Linked DNA regions of Homo sapiens: region 1 is linked to region 2. The links are chromatin contacts, found by Hi-C or POLR2A ChIA-PET in ENCODE. All regions are on one chromosome and are shown on one strand. The core of a region is the stretch at or near the end of the contact, and the rest is flanking DNA. Distances in the headings are between cores, read along the strand shown.

What was found. A loop is a pair of places that touch in the nucleus more often than their neighbours do. ChIA-PET counts read pairs that join two places held with the same protein, here RNA polymerase II (POLR2A). Pooled maps may share reads with other maps.
Region 1: a pooled map shows a loop between it and region 2 (4-fold over the local background). The contact joins the enhancer-like site here to the promoter of DLGAP1-AS1 in region 2. A Hi-C loop is called at or near these places in 2 of 168 maps with a recorded cell type or tissue (IMR-90 and endothelial cell of umbilical vein) and 9 of 50 pooled maps. POLR2A ChIA-PET finds 5 or more read pairs at or near these places in 4 of 52 experiments (AG04450, K562, PC-9 and 1 more).

The regions. Positions count from the first base shown.
Region 1 is chr18:3,769,598-3,772,827 of GRCh38, reverse strand. All of the region lies in intron 5 of DLGAP1 (DLG associated protein 1), which reads left to right. Among named protein-coding and RNA genes, the nearest start is that of DLGAP1-AS3, 110 kb to the left of the region's middle. RefSeq lists a silencer at 1,202-1,421. Within about 2 kb of position 1,672, at least 16 of the 41 ENCODE cell types and tissues checked have a DNase peak (open chromatin) inside an H3K27ac peak, as active enhancers do; they include IMR-90, where a contact is called at or near this core.
Region 2 is chr18:3,592,295-3,595,363 of GRCh38, reverse strand. DLGAP1-AS1 (DLGAP1 antisense RNA 1) reads right to left here and starts at 1,250. Exons shown (of 3, transcript NR_024101.1): 1 at 1,124-1,250; 2 at 880-944. All of the region lies in intron 7 of DLGAP1 (DLG associated protein 1), which reads left to right. RefSeq lists enhancers at 1-78, 1,491-1,610 and a silencer at 199-493.

The DNA of each region.
Region 1 (3,230 bases), core at 423-2,922, 180 kb before region 2:
CTGTTACAATGCAGATGCTAATTTAGCGGGTCTGAAGTGGGGCCTGTGATTCTGCATGCCTAACAAGCTCCCAGGGGGTGCCAATGCCACTGGTCCAAGAACCACATTTTGAATAGCCTGTTTTTAAAAACACCCTTAGAGCCTAAATTAATTGTTCTGGGGTGGGGCTCAGAAATTGAGGATATAATAATATTATTAATAAAATTCCCAAAATGATCACATGAATGTAAAATTCACAAAGCCTCCTTATTCCTAAATATATTAAAAGACGACAGGCAGCTACACTAGACCAGAAAGAAAAGAAAGAAAGAATACACAAGGAGCTCATTAAGATCTCCGGGACAGAAGAAAGAAAGAAAGAAAGAAAGAGGGGGGTGGGGGGGAGGGAGGGAGGGAGGAAGGAAGGAAAGAAAGAAAGAGAAAGAAAGAAAGAAAGAAAGAAAGAAAGAAAGAAAGAAAGAAAGAAAGAAAGAAAGAAAGAGAGAGAGAGAGAGAAGGAGAGAAAGGAAGGAAGGAAGGAGAGAAAGAAAGAAAAGGAGAAAAGGAGAGAAAGGAAGGAAAGAGAGAAAGAAAGGAAGGAAAGAAGGAAGGAGAGAAAGAAAAGAAAGAGAGAAAGAAAAGGAGAGAAGAAGAGAAAGGAAGGAAGGAGAGAAAGGAAGGAGAGAAAGAAAGGGAAGGAAGGAAGGAGAGAAAGAAAAGAAAAGAAAGAAAGGAAAGAAAAGAAAAGAAAGAAAGGCTTAGGTTTTAACTGTTTTTACCATCAGAGTCTATGGTTGTTATAAAATAGTCAAATATTGCAATCTATTCATAATTCTATTGTATTTTAAATTTGCGCTTCTGTTCCCGAAATAAGCTTCACCACTTGCAGCTTAAGCCACAGAAATGCGAACTCAGAAGGGACCGGGAGAGGAGAGAATGTTCTTTCAGCGTTAGAAATTTATCTTGTAAATAGAAGCTGGCAGTGGCCACATGGATTTTTTTTTTTTTTTCAGAGCTAGGGCAGGCAGTTAGTAGACCTCAGTTACAGCGTCAGCTCTGCCACTAACTAGCTAGTTAGACCCAGAGCTGCTCTGAGCCTTAATTTTTTATCCGTTGAAGGAGAGCCTTTGAAAGAAGATAACAGCAATCCAGGCCCCTGACATCCTTTGATTCTTTGATTAAGTCACCAACGTCAAACATGGAAAAACTTGAATGAGCAACTCGCTCAGGATTTCCTGGAAGGCACCCTGACTTGGAGAGTGGTATTATGCAAGTCCCGCAGTACACACGGCACGTCCCGCCCGGGCGGTCCTGCGCAGTCCTCAGCCTCGACCGCCCCCTGCCGGTCCTCCCCGGGACTGACGCCGCCACCCGCCCCCGGGCCGAGCGCGTCTCCGGGGAAACACAGACGCACTCTCAGCTCCCCTGGACCTACGCCGTCGTCCCCCCACCGTCCTTCCACGGGGGCGCAGGAAGGAGTGGGACGGAGCATCGGTGCCTTTTTCATTAGAATAGACACAAAGCCCAATTAATAAAGACCCAGAGAAGAGGAAGGGAAGAACAAGACCCAGGGGTTAGAAGAGAGAAGAACAAGAGCGGATTCTCAGCCATGGGACCGCAGCTTGTGAAAGGGGAGCTTTGTTTATTTATTGTCTAATCTCCTTGCTGCCCTGAGCTCGTGCAGCACGTTCCTTATCGGAATCTTGGGAGCTTGGGAATTTCCACAACAGAATATGTCGAATAGCTTATATTGCTAGCATAATAGAGTACATTTTGACCAGAAAGCTTTTATCCCTTTTCATGTGGTAGTGATTGTTCGGTGCTTCTCTATAGAAAAGTTAAACCATCCTCAATACGGTGAATATTATCTTTCCATTCTTTCACCCAAGGCATAAGAAATTACTATAATTTACCATGGCATAAAGGTAATAAAAGTGGGTAGAAGTCATCTTTCCAACACCTAAACACCTATCTGGAAAAGCTTTTGACCACCAACAGTACTCATTATTTCTGTCTTTGTACCTAATTGATTTAGTCAGAGTATCTGTGGCCATTTAAATACTATGTGATTCTGGTGATAATGGATTGATGGGGCATGTTTCCATTTCACTCACAAATGCTTTCAAATATACTTCTGCCTTATAGCGTATGCAATTATACTTTCTGTTCAGAATCTGTGAAGTTAATGATTCTTCACATTTCCTGGAAAACTTTTATGTTTTTGTTCAGATGAATGAGTAGTTATTTTCTCTAAGTATAAATTTCAGAGCTGTTGCATTTCTACAGCTAAAGCCCATGTAAAACATAGCCAATGAATGGGCATTCATCTGTGTTTCATGGCACATCAAAATGTATTTTAAATGCCTTTTCCTATGGCCACCTCCAGTCTTTTTTGCCTTAATTATGGCATCAAGGTGACTATTAGGAGTTTGCAGTAGCCAGTGATGTGGGGGTAAGGCAGGAGCAATATTCAGGACATGTGTCTGGTCATTAAGAAGTACCCAAATTTCTAGAGACTCAGAGAAGAATAAGAGGAAAATTCCACCACCTCCCTTCTCCTGCCTGCCTTCTCTCTCCCACAGTGACAGCACTGACCTATCAGACAGGGAAAATGGAAGATGCAGGCCTTATGCATAGTAGTGCCTGTCTCCAACCAGGTCCCAAGTCCACCCATGAGTACATTCTTCAAGTGTGCTCTTCTCACTGCCACACACACAGACCCTGGTTCATCATGGCAGACGTTTAAAAATTTGGAGACTAACTTGGTTCTACTTATTCTTAGGTACAAACTCAGTTCCAATGTCCAGCTTTGAACTAGATGGTGAACCACACTATTAGTTTTTCCTGCATCCTGACTCATTCATTGTCTGAAGGTGGGATTTTTTTAATTAAAATTTTATTTTGAGATTAAAATTATTTTGAGATAATTGTAGATTAACATGTAGTTGTAAAAATAGTACAGAGAGATCTCATGCACCTTATACCCAGTTTTCCCCCCCCACCCACCGTGGTAACATTTCAAAAAACTGTAGAACAATATCACAAAGAGGATATTGACACTGGTAGTCAAGATACAAACATTTCCATCATTGCATGGGTCCCTCATGTTGCCCTTTTATAGCCACACCCACTTCCCTCCCAACCCCACCACTTTCTTTACCCCTCGCAATCACCAATCTGTTCTCCATTTCTGTAACTCTGTCATTTTACATGAATGGAATCACACAGTATGTAACCTTTTGGGACTGGCT
Region 2 (3,069 bases), core at 1-2,500:
AGAAGTTTTAGACCTCAGCCTCTGGCCCTGGGCCTTCTGAAATGACCTTCCTCCAAACACCATTTAATTTCCGCTAACTTAGTTAATGAATGGAACTTTCTGAAGACAGCAGTTACTTTGATCTGAACCCCTTTCCTAGTTTCCAGTTAACATAGCCAGAGGGAGACAGAAGGGGTGCCCGCCTCTCAATGGGTGCCCTCTCCTCCTGCGTGGCTGGAGCAGCTCCCAGCTGTAGCTATTCCTCTAACGCAGAGAGAGCTGCAGAAAGCAGTTCCCAAAAGGAAGAAGGCAAGTTACAAATACCGCCGTTGGCATTTTCGTGGGTGTTTCCCGCCACATAGAGATAAAAGCTTTGAGGTGGGGCTTTGAGGCACACTCTCTGGGTAGCTGGGCCTGCAGTCTGGAAATCCTAAGTAATCCTTGCAAATAGGCTAACTGGAAGCCAGCAATACAAATGAGCAGTGCTTCTGGCCTGAGAGAAAGGTGTCTGCATTCAAAGTACAACTTCAGATAAAAATGGAAAATGCCAGTCCCACCCTGCAGGAATCCTGTTTCTGGGCTGTTTATCCTCACTGCCATCCACCCTACCCTTGGCTGTGACTAGGATGTGAAGAAAGAGATTGGGTGGAAAAGGCTACCGCAGCTCTTGCTCCGTTTAACTCACCACCTTAAAAAACATGGCCTTGGCTGCTGCTTTAAAACAACAACAACGAAAATCCCCAGCCCCAACCCAGAGGTTTAACCCTGCAGCTAAGGTGAAGTTTTTGTTAAGGTGATAAGGTAAAAAAGGACGCCATTCTGAGCCTTGACTTCCACTCTTCATACTTTTCGGAAGACAAGTCCAGCAAAGACCTCCACCCCTTCCAAAGAGCGACTTACCTCGTAGCTGATCCACAGATTGCAACGTACAGATGTGATGTTCCAGGCTTGGCCACAAGGGGACACTAGAGAGTAGGACTGCCCGCGTCAATGTTTTGTTTTTTACAGACTTTTGGTTGGGAGGGAGGGAGGGAGGGAGGGGGGTGTGGGAGTGGTGGGGGAGATGCTGGCTTTAAAAAAAAGTCCATTTGTTCCCTGAGATTGTGCCACTTGCCCTTTTATAAGTCAAAGGTTGCCACGTTACCTGTTGCCAGGTTCCTGAGAGTGCTTGGGGAAAATGTGGGCGAGAGAGGCACAGCACAGTCCTCCGGCTTGGTAGGTTTCAAGCTCTTTTGACTGGGCTGGCGCTGACATTTGCAGGGGCAGCTGCTGTGGATTGCCTGCGCATTGTTTGGCTGTAGTTCTAACAGAGGAGTGGCTGCGTCTGACATCATTTCCAGGCATCAAGTGCCTGGGGCTTTTTTTTTTTTTTTTCTTTAATGACGAACTCTCTGACCCCTCCCTGCCTGGATTTTTGTACAGTACATGCACTGTGCAAAACAGCCTCCACTCAGGAAGCCCAAGTTTTGTAGCAGCTTGTTGAAACAACTTGGGTGCCTTTTAAAAAAAATAAAGTTGTGACTCTGAAACAAACCTTTCCATTCTTCCTCCTTGCTGAGAACAATGTTGCGTTTGATTAGCAGCGCAGCCAGTGCTTTCTGAAAGATCTGCTCTCCCCAGAAGAGGCGGCTGCTATCAGTTGAATAGATCTCTAGGCCAGACATGCCGAGGCTTGGGGCATTTGTCTGGCGTTAGGAAGTGTCTGGAATACTAGCAACTACCAACTGGCGTGTCTTATGACTACAGGAATTATTACACTACCCTCCATTTCATTCACATCCCCTCTCCTCCCCTTACACACACACACAAGCATATTTTTTTCTACTTTAGAAAAAGTTGAGCGAGTCATCTTGTGGTTTCCGTGGAGGATGTAACTGGGAGAGAAGACTGTGGGATACCTTGTATCTCCCAGAGGGGGGCCGGGAATCATGGTGTATGACCCACCCCAACAGCCTCTGATCTCTGCCTTCTCACCACTGACCGCCACGCTTTGGGTGGCCTTAAATGTGAAGCTGTAAATATTTTGAAATAAGGTAGTGATTTTTCCATGTGCATTTTGTTTTGTGGCATTTCTCTCCTTCTGCAATATTTTAAAAGTTGCAACTGTGCACCCCTTGTTGACCACTCCAAATTCATTCATTCACTGAAACTTAAGAGTTCCTGCAGAGTGAGGATGGCTGTGCACGAAGGAGTCCCTCGTGGAAACCACGGTGCTTTAGTGGACAAGGTGTTTACTAGAGAGTGTTTACTGGCGGGGGGCGGGGGAGATAAACAAAGGTGGTTTGAGTTAATGGTCAGATGGGAGTTGGAGCCCTGAGTACTCTAACTCTGTCACTGAATCTCTAGATGAGTTAGGGATGTCCGTTGCCTGCTCTGAGCCTTAATATTTTCATCAGTTAAATGGGGATAGTGGGATCTTTCACATATGTGAGATCATGTCTATTTTCTTCTTTTTCTTTTCTTTTCTTTCTTTTTTTTCTTTTTCTTTTTCTTTTTCTTTTTCTTTCTTTCTTTTTCTTTTTTTTTTTTTTTTTTTTTTTTGAGGCAGGGTCTTGCTCTGTCACCTAGGCTGGAGTGCAGTGGCACAGTCATGGCTCATTGCGGCCTCCACCTCCCAAGCTCAAGTGATCCTCCCACCTCAGCCTACCGAGTAGCTGAGACTTCAGGCGTGCACCACCATGACCAGCTAGTTGTTGTTGTTTGGGTTTTTTTGAGACGAGGTCTCACTCTGTTGCCCAGGCTGGTCTCCAACACCTGGGCTAAAGCGATCCTTATGCTTCAGCCTCCCAAAGTGCTGGGATTACAGGTGTGAGCCACCACACCCAGCCCCCATGTCTATTAAGTTCTTAGCACAGTGTCCAGTACACAGAGTAAGGATTTGCTCTCTGGTGATTAGGAAGATCTAATGGCATGTCACGGGTCTGGACTGAATCTCATCTCATCATCTTTGTTGTTGCCAGGGTTTGCGCATTTTTGCCGGTGGAGGACTCCAGCCAGACCGCTGATTTGTCTGGCATTTGTTGGAAAGTCCGGCCAGCATAACACATCACCGCAAGGAGCAGGAGCCCTATGATGCACTGTTAAGTGCAC